2 separate regions of the Homo sapiens genome follow, and region 2 is linked to region 1. Evidence: chromatin loops called from intact Hi-C (ENCODE). Cell type or tissue: HCT116. All regions are shown on one strand. Each heading gives the region's core, and the rest is flanking DNA. Links, peaks and the distances in the headings are about the cores only. Region 1 holds the start of LOC124901008 (a long non-coding RNA gene). Region 2 overlaps AGGF1 (angiogenic factor with G-patch and FHA domains 1).

The links. Hi-C counts contacts between places; a loop is a spot of excess contacts. Peaks named below come from ENCODE experiments on the same cell type or tissue, not always from the same donor. Only the 100,000 strongest peaks of a DNase experiment are listed, where the experiment ranks them.
Region 2: it touches region 1 in a loop (2.8-fold over the local background); 1 of 110 quality-filtered maps calls a loop at or near these places.

What each region holds. Positions count from the first base shown.
Region 1 is chr5:77,127,199-77,132,586 of GRCh38, reverse strand. The region is part of intron 2 of ZBED3-AS1 (ZBED3 antisense RNA 1); the gene reads right to left. LOC124901008 (a long non-coding RNA gene) reads left to right here and starts at 1,459. Exons shown (of 3, transcript XR_007058827.1): 1 at 1,459-1,530; 2 at 2,704-2,767; 3 at 4,803-4,879. It also overlaps a transcript of PDE8B not described here. In HCT116, for the core only: a CTCF peak has its summit at 2,999 (motif pointing left); a DNase peak (open chromatin) is centred at 3,016.
Region 2 is chr5:77,051,871-77,057,258 of GRCh38, reverse strand. It overlaps AGGF1 (angiogenic factor with G-patch and FHA domains 1), which reads right to left. Exons shown (of 14, transcript NM_018046.5): 9 at 4,452-4,553; 10 at 3,129-3,294; 11 at 1,663-1,745. Among named protein-coding and RNA genes, the nearest start is that of AGGF1, 24 kb to the right of the region's middle. In HCT116, for the core only: no CTCF peak of the experiment used is centred there; no DNase peak of the experiment used is centred there.

The DNA.
Region 1 (5,388 bases), core at 166-5,165:
GGAAAGATACATAAAATGCTATTGTAGACAGTGGGAAAACCCAAGTATAGGTAAAATGGAAAACTAAGCAAATGAAAAATAACACAATTATTTAGAGGTATGTAGAAGGACGTAAAATCATAGCCCACTATTTTGTTCAGCCATAAACAATATTTCATATTATAAGAAGAACTGTCCTATAACTATATTGAGAGAATGGGAAGAAGAAAGTGAATAATGCCATAATAGAGAGTCACCAGACAATATTCAAGGTTGATAAATCAGGAAAAACAATATAGCACATATTAGTTAGCAATATGGAGGAAATGTATTGAGTCTGGAAAGTGGAATTAGAAAATATGAGGGGTGGGACATGGGCTTGTTCTATTTGGTTGCAAATCTTTTATCAATATTGGACTGTTGTGTAAAAATATGTACATATATTACTCTGATAAATTTTTTCAGGCCTAGGGAAATGTAATACAATTAGCTTGTATACTACTTTGGTGAGAGCAAATTTCATCTATTTTATCATTTATTGAATAAATATTTTTGCTTTGTTCTAGGTACAAATATTTTTGCTTAGTTGTAGGCATCAAAATAATTATGCACCGTGTTTGATGATTACAAAACACATTTGCATATATTTAATCTTGTGATTCAATTCTTACAACTCTGTGAGTTTGATACAGAAGCAAATTTACCTTGCTGTTAATGAATTCTAAGTTGCAGGACTGTTTGTTGAATGGACCCCTTTCTAACTCTGGAAAGGGGCCCTATCAATAAGTTTACATGGTTGTATAATTTTGTAAATTATACCCAAAAAAAGCCTTTTGTTAAGATCACTTCAACTCCTAATGCATCATATTTCCCCTTATGTGAACAAGAGAATTGTTTCTAAATAAACGCACAATTTTGTACCCAATTCATATCATAAATTTTTATTCTTTTGCTTAAAGAAGGCTCCAGCAAATAGTGAAAATGTCAAGCTCACCAAAACTGGAATTCATCCCGGGTAAGTATTATCTTTCCTATTTGACAAGTTGATGAATGAGGTTAAATGGCTTTGCCCAAGTTTGCACATCTGGACTTAAACTCAAGTATTTGAATGTCCAAACCCACTTTCTTGGGTTGCTACCTTATAATCCATCTCTAGATGGTAGAAGAAAAGTTAAGAGTCATTAGTCCTGTTCCTGGAAAAATCCATCCTGGAACGTGGGTGGAAAGAGGGCAAGCCTGAGCCATTGGGCTTGGGGTTCACATGGTGGTGTTTTGAGGAACAGGTGGTGGTGAATGACACAAAAAGAAAGGTCATTGAAGACAAATTATGATGATACACAATGTTCTCTTTGTCTGCCTCTGCCTAGCCATTGGGGAACAACAACACTAAAATGCCTCCTGTGAAACACAGTCCTGTTGGGATAGGAAGAGGTCTCCTTTCTCCAGATGTCTCTCGTTTATTCCAGTCTGGTATCTGAGAACAGCTCTGAGTATCGCTCTGGAACCAGTGAGGCTGGCTGAAGTCAGAGGTCAGGGAATCGAAGGCACAAGGTTAGAGACATTGCAGGTAACTAAGCCCAACCCCTCAAAGAGAGGAGGCAGAAGAGCACAGGGAGAGGCAGTCCACACAGTGCTTAAGAGCAGGGCTCAAACCTGATTTCTGCCTGGGTGGAAGTCATATGACTTTGAGCAAGCTACTTAATCTCTCTGCCTCAGTTTCTTCATGAGTAAACTGGGAATAGCAATATGTGTCCATAATCTCTTTTCTACAATTCAGAATGCAAAAACCTAAAATTATTTCAAAATTTTTTGGTGGGAAGAGATGATCTGAACTCATTTGGCAACAAAACGTAACCCAACTCATGTAAAAGTATTCCATTTAATGCAAAAATTCACATGCCTCACTGTATAAATATCAATGTATTTGATTATGGAGAACAGCCCCATGGGGGTGTTTTCTACCATAAGGTGTATGTGTCATATACCTTTCTAAAATCCAAAAAATTAAGAATTTTGGTCCTAAGGTTTTCAGATAAAAGCTGTGGATCTGAAGTGCCTATTTCATAAGGTTGTCATGAGGGTTAAATAAATAATAAGGGAAAGGTGCTTAGAAGAGTACTTGGAAGAAAATAAGTGTTCTAGATGGGTTTTCTATTATGAGGAACTCCCCTCCCCGCCCCGAAGTATATTCCTGAGAGATGTTACCTGGCATTTATCTGACTCCCAGGAAGGAGAACTAACGTCTTTATGAGTCAGTCTAGTTTAACTATTGGATGTTTCTAATCTAACCTTATAATAAGCTGAAATTTGCTTTCTCTAACTTCCCCACACCAATCACAGCTATATTTCAACACAACTTTTGCAGATAGCTACTCTGCCTCCCCTGGGTCTTCTTTTCTACATGGTTAATTGTTCATCAGATATTGCTCAGACCTATCTGTTAGTTCCCCTCCCTCACCCCCGCCCCACTCCAGTTTGCCATTATATCCTTTCAAATGCAGTGCCCAAAATAAAATCCAGAGGTCTATATAGGTTCTGATCAGCATAGAGTGCAGTCCACATTTTCTCTATGCTCCAGACTGTGAAAAACAACTGCATCTCTGTGTGAAAACAGAATCGAGATGAGAGGAGATCTGGAAACACAATCAAGGCCATCTAGGAGTTTCATTAGAAAAACATACTTTAAAAATTCAATTTCAAACCAATTTTTTTCTGGCTTCCCAGAACCGAGATGGAAAACAGTGAGCAGCCTAGACTGATGGAAATGTGCACGTCAAACAGTGTAGAGGTAGGGTGGGTGACGTTATGCCAATTCTTTTACTGCGAAACACTACAGACAGTAATGCCAGAGCTAGTGTGAAGGTCATGGACCGCATCCCACAGTCCAAGAAAAATGAATGATATTCCAACAGAAAGAGAAGAACAGAGCTAAATAAAACTCTTGACAAGTATCAGGGCCAATCCACAGCAAATTACTGTGAAACAGGAGGACACTGCTCCCTCCGGTGGGCACAGCTAGATCTTGCCTCATGCCTGGCCCCGGCCCTGATACCCTCTGGTTAAAGGGAACCTGAGCAAACAAACCCACCAGAGGGGAAGTAATCCATTTCTAAGGTAGAAATGTGATCACTCATTCAATATGTGACAGGAATGACGAGAAAAACCATTCTCTTACAGTGACCATCCTGGCTACCTGCAAAGTATGCTTAGAATTCTAGATCCCTTTGGAGTCTCGGTAAAGATCTCCCAAGGGCTGGCTGATGGGGACACGGGGATTTATTATTTTATTATTTATACTTTGTGGATGTTTAAAATTTTTCATAATAAAATCTTTTGAAAAAATCCTCAGGTAGCTATAACTTTTTAAAACAACTAGAGACCCATGATGACAGTCTAATAATCACATCTGTCCTCCTTTTCCCCCACACTGAAGATTTTTTTTTAAATTAGATGGTACTTTCACTACTAAACTAGTTGGGAAAACGTTGGTAATTTTTTATGTGGACACAGATCATACAAAAGATTACAGACCTAATAACTGAACAGAGAAATAAACTATCCAGAAAGAATTTGGACACTGAAAACTATGTTCAAACCTAGGTTGATGAATGAAATTGTCATCAAGCTAATATCTGGGTAAAGGGAAGGACGTTAATAAGTCTGGGAATCTTTAGCCAGGTTTCTTGTTTAGTCCACTGAGAAATGGACTTGTGATCATGGTCCTCAGACTCAAACCAAACCCCGTACAACCACACAGACAAAAGGGTAGCCAGGGCATTGATTAGGCAAATAGACTTTGACCTAGTTCTGGTCCGATGCATCTGTGAATTGACTTCCAATTTATTTATTAATACTTGAGTTAAAGTAAATGCTCCAGAATGAGCTGATGATGTTTCGTGTGCTGACACTTGGCTCCAGTCAGGGCCTCCAGGGGACCAGAACTCTTGAGCACCATTTCACATCCTTTTGGCCTGGCCACTTACCCCAGTCACTGGTGAAGGCAAGCAGTTCCACACAGGCATAACCTGACCTTGCCTCAGCCCAGACACTGGATCTGTAGCTTTTGCTCCAAGGCTTGTCTGACACCAGAGTCTGTGATGCCTGTGGAAAGCTGCTTGGCAGTCATGCATGCACAACCCATAAAGGTGGGCAATTACTACTTCTGAGGTTCCCTTTGGATGGCACGTTGTAGGTGAACAGGATTAAGAATCCCCATGTCCCCATCAGCCAGCCCTTGGGAGATCTTTACCCAGACTTCAAAGGAATCTAGAATTCTAAGCATACTTTGCAGGTAGCCAGGACGGTCACTGTAAGAGAAGAACGTTTTTCTCATCATTCCCATCACAGCTTGAGTGGTAAGTGCAGATCCAGCAGCAACACAATTAAGGTTCTCACCTGTGGTGGATTGGGATGAGGTACAGGTGGAAGGGAGAGGCTCTGGGTCAAGTGGTAACTATGGTCCTTGGACAATATGGAGGCAATTATAATTGTAAAGGAATGGGGAATTCACTGGCTTTTGTTAACTGCTTTGAAAGTCTCAAAATAAGAAAATGACAGGGTCATGTTAGACAACTATCAACTCAAGCCCACGGTGAAATAGAGCAATGGTTAAAAGAATTTGATCTCCTGCAGGCACAGGGAATACTGTCTTGAAGATTAAGACAACAGTTGACAAAGTCATAGAGGAGACAGAACGCCAAGCCTTCACAGATCTCCTATTTCAAAGTTAGAACCCTGATAGGAAAAGCTTAAAATCTTAAGAGCTGGGATAGGATAGACAAGTCTGAGAATATTGAGTCACTAGATTAATTTTCATCCTCTAGGAGAGCAAAGTCAGCCTTCTTCTCCTTGCTGGGGACATCAGCCTCATCTTGCCAGGAGACCCTGAAAATACCTCACCTGAATCTTGCTTTGCAAAGTGATGTCTGTCTTCCTCAAGGTCTCCTTCCATCTCCAATTAACTGACTCCATGATAACTGGAGTCAGGTTTTGGCTCAAGCAGGTGGGGAAATGTATCCCTGCTGCAGTAGGAAATAGTTTACTAAAGAAACTGAAGGACCTGGGGTATTAGACTGTTCTCACACTGCTATAAAGAAATACCTAAGACTGGGTAATTTATAAAAGAAAGAGGTTTAACTGACTCACAGTTCTGCATAGCTGCAGAGGCCTCAGGAAACTTACAATCATGGTGGAAGGCAAAGAGGAAGCAAAGACCTTCACAGGGTGGCGGGAGTGAGAAGTGTAAGCAGGGGAAATGCTGGATGCTTATAAAATCATCAGATCTCGTGAGAACCCACTCATTATCACGAGAACAGCATGGGGGAAACCTCCCCCATAATCCAGTCACCTCCCTCCCTCAACACATGGGGATTACAGGCCCCACCCTCAGCACATGGGGATTACAATTCG
Region 2 (5,388 bases), core at 75-5,074, 75 kb after region 1:
CTTGGGTAAATATCTCAGAGTAGAATGGCTAACTTGTAAAATAGGTGTATGTTTAACTTTTTAAGAAACTACCAAAGCAACCGCACCATTTTACATTCCCACCAGCAGTGTATGAGATTTCTAGTTCCTCCACAACCCTTCCAATACCTGTTATAGTCAGTTTTGAAAATTTTAGGCATTCTAATAGATGTGTAGTGGTATCTCATTGTGGTTTTAATTTGCATTTCCTTAAAGACTGATAATACTGAACATTTTTTCAGATGTTTATTTGCCATCAGCATATCTTCTTTGGTGAAGCATCTATTCAAATCTTTGGCCCATTTTTTAACTGAGTTGTTTTCTTATTATTAAGTTTTGAAAGTTTTTTGTATATTCTAGATATAGAAGTCTTTGACCAGATACATGATTTGCAAATATTTTCTCCAGCTGTGGCTTGTCTTTTCATTCTCTTAATAGTGTCTTTAGAAAAACATTAATTTTTAATTTTGAAGAAATACAGATTATCAATTTGTTCTTAAGGATTGTGCTTTTGGTGTTAGAATCTTTGCCTTTAAAAAAAAAGTTTCTAGAAGTTTTAAAGTTTTAGGTTTTACTTTTATATCTATGATCCACTTTTGGATCATTTTTATAGATGGTTCAAGGTATGGATCAACATTCTTTTTGTCTGTGTTTTTTTTTTTGGTAAGGCCATCCAATTATTCTACCACCATTTGTTGTAAAAGACCACTCTTGGCCGGGCACAGTGGCTCGCACCTGTAATCCCAGCACTTTGGGAGGCGAAGGTGGGCAGATCACCTGAGGTCAGGAGTTCAAGACCAGCCTGGCCAACGCTGTGAACCTTGTCTCTACTAAAAATACAAAAATTAGCGGGGCGTGGTGGCGGGCCCCTGCAATCACAGCTGCTTGTCAGGCTGAGGCAGGACAATCATTTGAACCCAGGAGACAGAGGTAGCAGTGAGCTGAGATTGTGCCACTGCACTCCAGCCTGGGTGACAGAGTAAGACTCTGTCTCAAAAAAAAAAAAAAAAAAAAGACCACTCTTTCTCCACCAAACTGCCATCACACCTTTATCAAAAATTAATTGTCCACACATATACATGGATCTACTTCTGGACTATTATTTTGTTCCATCCATTTATCTTTATGCCAATATGATACTACCTTAATCACTGCAGTTTAATTATAATAAGTCTTTACATCAGGTCATATTAGTTCTCCAACTATGTTGTTCAATCAATGGCATCATTTTGTAGAGATAAGATCTCGCTATATTGCCCAGGCTGGAGTGCAGAGCCTATTCATAAGTGTGATCACAGCTCACTGCAGCCTTGAACTCCTGATCTAAAGCGATCTTCTTGCCTCAGCCTCCCAAGTACCAGGGACTACAAACTACAGACACTATCATGTCTAGTTATGTCAAGGCATCTTAATGCAAGTTTTCTGAAAACCAGAAATGTATATTCAAATGTAGGCTATTATCATTTTTCTACTCCAACTTCAATAGTTTTTAGGTTATGAATACCAGAACAGTAAACTAATACAAATCACGAAATCATACTACACAACTATTTATATATAAAATGTACTGAGCATATTTAAAGACATTTTTACTCAAAACCAGATATACAGCTTAACAAATGAAACAATATTCAACATCCTCACCTGTAAACCATATTTTACTCGTATTTTCTTTAATTCTTTTCTTCTTTCCAACTCTTTTTCCTCCTTACTTAGTGTTGGACCAACTGAAAGAAAAAAAGTTTGGTTAAAAAAAAGCCACTAAATCTGATTTTGTACAAAATTAAAACTAATGTTATTTAATTAATAAAAAACTAATATAACCCATTCCAATTAACCAGAAGTTGAAATAAACATTAATATAAAGGATATTGGGTTGTGATGATGTCCTTTCAGCATTTTGGTAACTAAACCTAATTGAGAAGTAAAGCAAAAACCACAGATAATAGGAATCTTATAGCTACCAAAATGAACAATGAACATCTCGATTTTTCAATATGATTATTGTAATAGAATCTCAAATGCAGAAATATTAAGTAAATTTTGCAAAGGAACATAGCCATATGCAAAATAAAAGCCAGAGAAACCAAAATTCATGTTATTGTGTAATGCAACATATTCATTTTCAAATTAGTATCAGAAAACAAAAAATAAACAATGAACATGCAAACTTGGCATTTAGGGGGAAAATTTATGTCAAAAAAGATGACCTCTTACTAGTTCAAAGCATCTATTTAAATTTTAAGAGCTTTCGATGGCTGGGCTGAAAGCAAAACAGTAATATCCTACAGTGCTATTATAATAAAGAATAATGGTACATAGACAATATACAGCACGAGCTATCAATAGGACAGAAAACGTATCAATCAATAACCCTTCATGCCTTGGCTTATTATTTCCTACGTTAATATTATATGACAGAGTTCAACTGTGGATGACTTTTTTTACATCAATACATACCTGTCAAAAGGAAACCAGTCTTTATTAAATTATTACTTAAGTCATAATTACTTTTTAAATTATTTTAATTGATAAAAATTGTATATATGGTATACAACATGATTTTTGATGTAGGTATACACTGTTAACTGGCTAAATCAACCTCATTAACATACCCATTACTACTTCATGTACTTATCATTTTTTGTGTATGGTAAAAACACTTAAAATCTACTCTCTTACCAATTTTCAATTACAACTGCTCTTAAGTACATTTGACTACCACTACAGTCTGCCTCAAAAGCCTACTAAACTGGATTAGCAGAAAGAGAGCTTATCAATCTCTTTCCTGGTCAAAAAGCAGACCAATGCTACATATCATGAAGCTAAATTATTACACAGAAAAATCAACTACAATTATAATCTATTAGCCTAGGTCTCAACTTCCAAATATATGTTATTTCTTAGTCTCATTTGGTAATATTTACGAAATATATCTCAATCTATTATTAGATCAACTGGATACAAGACTGATAGCTTTGTATAAAATATCTCTCAATGCAGTATCGTATCAATTAGACATGTAGCCAGTAGCTGACTGATGTTTTTTAGAACATTTAGGTAATGAAAGAGAAATGTTATCACAGCCACATTTAATCTGTTTCACATACCAAAAGATTCATCTTTCTTATCAAGGCGAAGGTGGGCTCTAACCTGCCCTGGTTCACAGCCATCACAGGTATCACTGCCAGGATGAATGTGAAAGGATAAGACAGTTTCTCCAATTTTGACTTCATCTCCATGCTCAAGTACGTAAGGGTCACATTTAGTTTTCGGCTAGAGGGGAAACATTTTACAAAACAGAAATCAAAACAATCACTTATGGTTACCTTACATCTACTGTAAGTAATGTCTGATTATAATTTTTAAAATATATTTAAAATAGCTATAAATGAAATAGACACATACACATACACACATGCACACACTTCCCCAACTTAATGACCCATAAAAAAAGTACTACTATTGGAGATGAAGATAGCTGAACTGAGCAACTTGTCAAACCCACCAGTCTCCCTATCCAATCAGAAATATCCAATTCTAGACTTCAATCTATTACCAAAACATATAATCATCACAATAAAAAAAGATGAAATGTTAAGAGAATGGGATAAATGCATCACATCTCCCTTTTCTTCTCTCTTGATAACTCAGTTTTATTTCCATTTTTACTCTTACAGACTAAGAATAAGGCCTCCCGCCTTCCTATATTTTTTCTTTTTTTGAGACAGTCTCACTCTGTAGCCCAAGCTGGAGTGCAATGGCGTGATCTCGGCTCACTGCAACCTCCACCTCCCCGGTGCAAACGATTCTCCTGCCTCAGCATCCCAAGTAGCTGGGATAACAGGCACACACCACCACGCCCAGCTAATTTTTGTATTTTTAGTAGAGATGAGGTTTCACCATGGTGGCCAGGCTGGTCTTGAACTCCTAACCTCAGATGATCCACTGGCCTCGGGCTCCCAAAGTGCTGGGATTACAGGCGTCAGAACCAACACGCCCAGCCCCTATATTTTCTTATTTATGCCAAATACTTTGCTACATGCTGAGGATGTTAAGTGTTAACTGAATAGACATAGCTTTTCCCTTTAATACAGTTTTCAATTTAGTAACATTTCCATTAAGACAATAAAAAAAGGGACGACCTTCAAAGTTGCTATTGAGACATTTACACACTTACTCTGAATAGCTTTACAATGGAGTCATAACTGAAAATAAGGCATAGATACATAATTAGAAGTCAAAACTCAACAGCCAAGTAAGTACCCACTGATTATACACTTTTTTCAGCCTTTCTGGAAATTCCTTCCGAAGTAACACATTTGGGCTTAACTCTACTCTGAACCAAATGATAAAGATTATGCCCTTCAGAAATAAAAAAAAATCAGTTTAAAAATAATGTGCAGGTAACAAATTAACACATATACACTCACCTGAAGAATCTGTTTTCCATTAACAATTGTGCCATTTTGACTGCCTTGATCCACAAGGACATAACTTTGTAAGTCATGGTCAAAATAAATTTCTGCATGAAACTTAGAAAGTGAAATCAAGCAATTATTAATTATTATACTTTTCAAAACTATGGACAATTTCTGTATGATATGATGATGTTAACTTGAGCCTTTGATAATTTAAATTTTATTATACTTAATACTTTTTTAGAAACACAAACTATTATATGCTTCTGGTAGAAACAGAGGCTATAGAAGAAAATGTCATCTATAAATCTACCTTTAATTACCATGAAAAATTTAGAATATGTCCTACCTCTTCTCCTTTGGTACTAGAGATTATAATTTGAAAAATTTTGACCTAATGTAAGTATTTGTACATATCATTAAAAACTTTTTTTTTTTGGTCCATATCATCAAAAACTTTTTTTTTTGAGACAGGGTCTCGCTCTGTCACCCAGGCTACAGTGCAGTGGTGTGATCACCGCTTCCTGCAGCCTTGACCTCCTGGGCTCAAGCGATCCTCCCACCTCAGCTTCCTGAGTAGCTGGGACCACAGGCATGTGCCACCATACCTGGTTAATTTTTGTAATTTTTGTAGAGACAGGGTTTCACCATGTTGCCCAGGCTGGTCTCAAACTCCTGAGCTCAAGTGATCCTCCCGCCTCAGCCTCCCAAAGTGCTGGGATTACAAGCATGAGCCACCACACCTGGCCAAAAATTCTTAATACAAAATGTGATTTGAAACACTCAAGGCCAACTTCTCAGAGAAGTTTCCAAGATGTTCAATAGTTAGGACTAATCTTTCCCTCCTTGTTCCATAACACTCTATCTATTCCTCTTATTTTGCTTCTTTAACATTAAGTCATGAGGTTCATCCAGTTGTTATACACAGTTATAGAGTTGTCGTTCATTC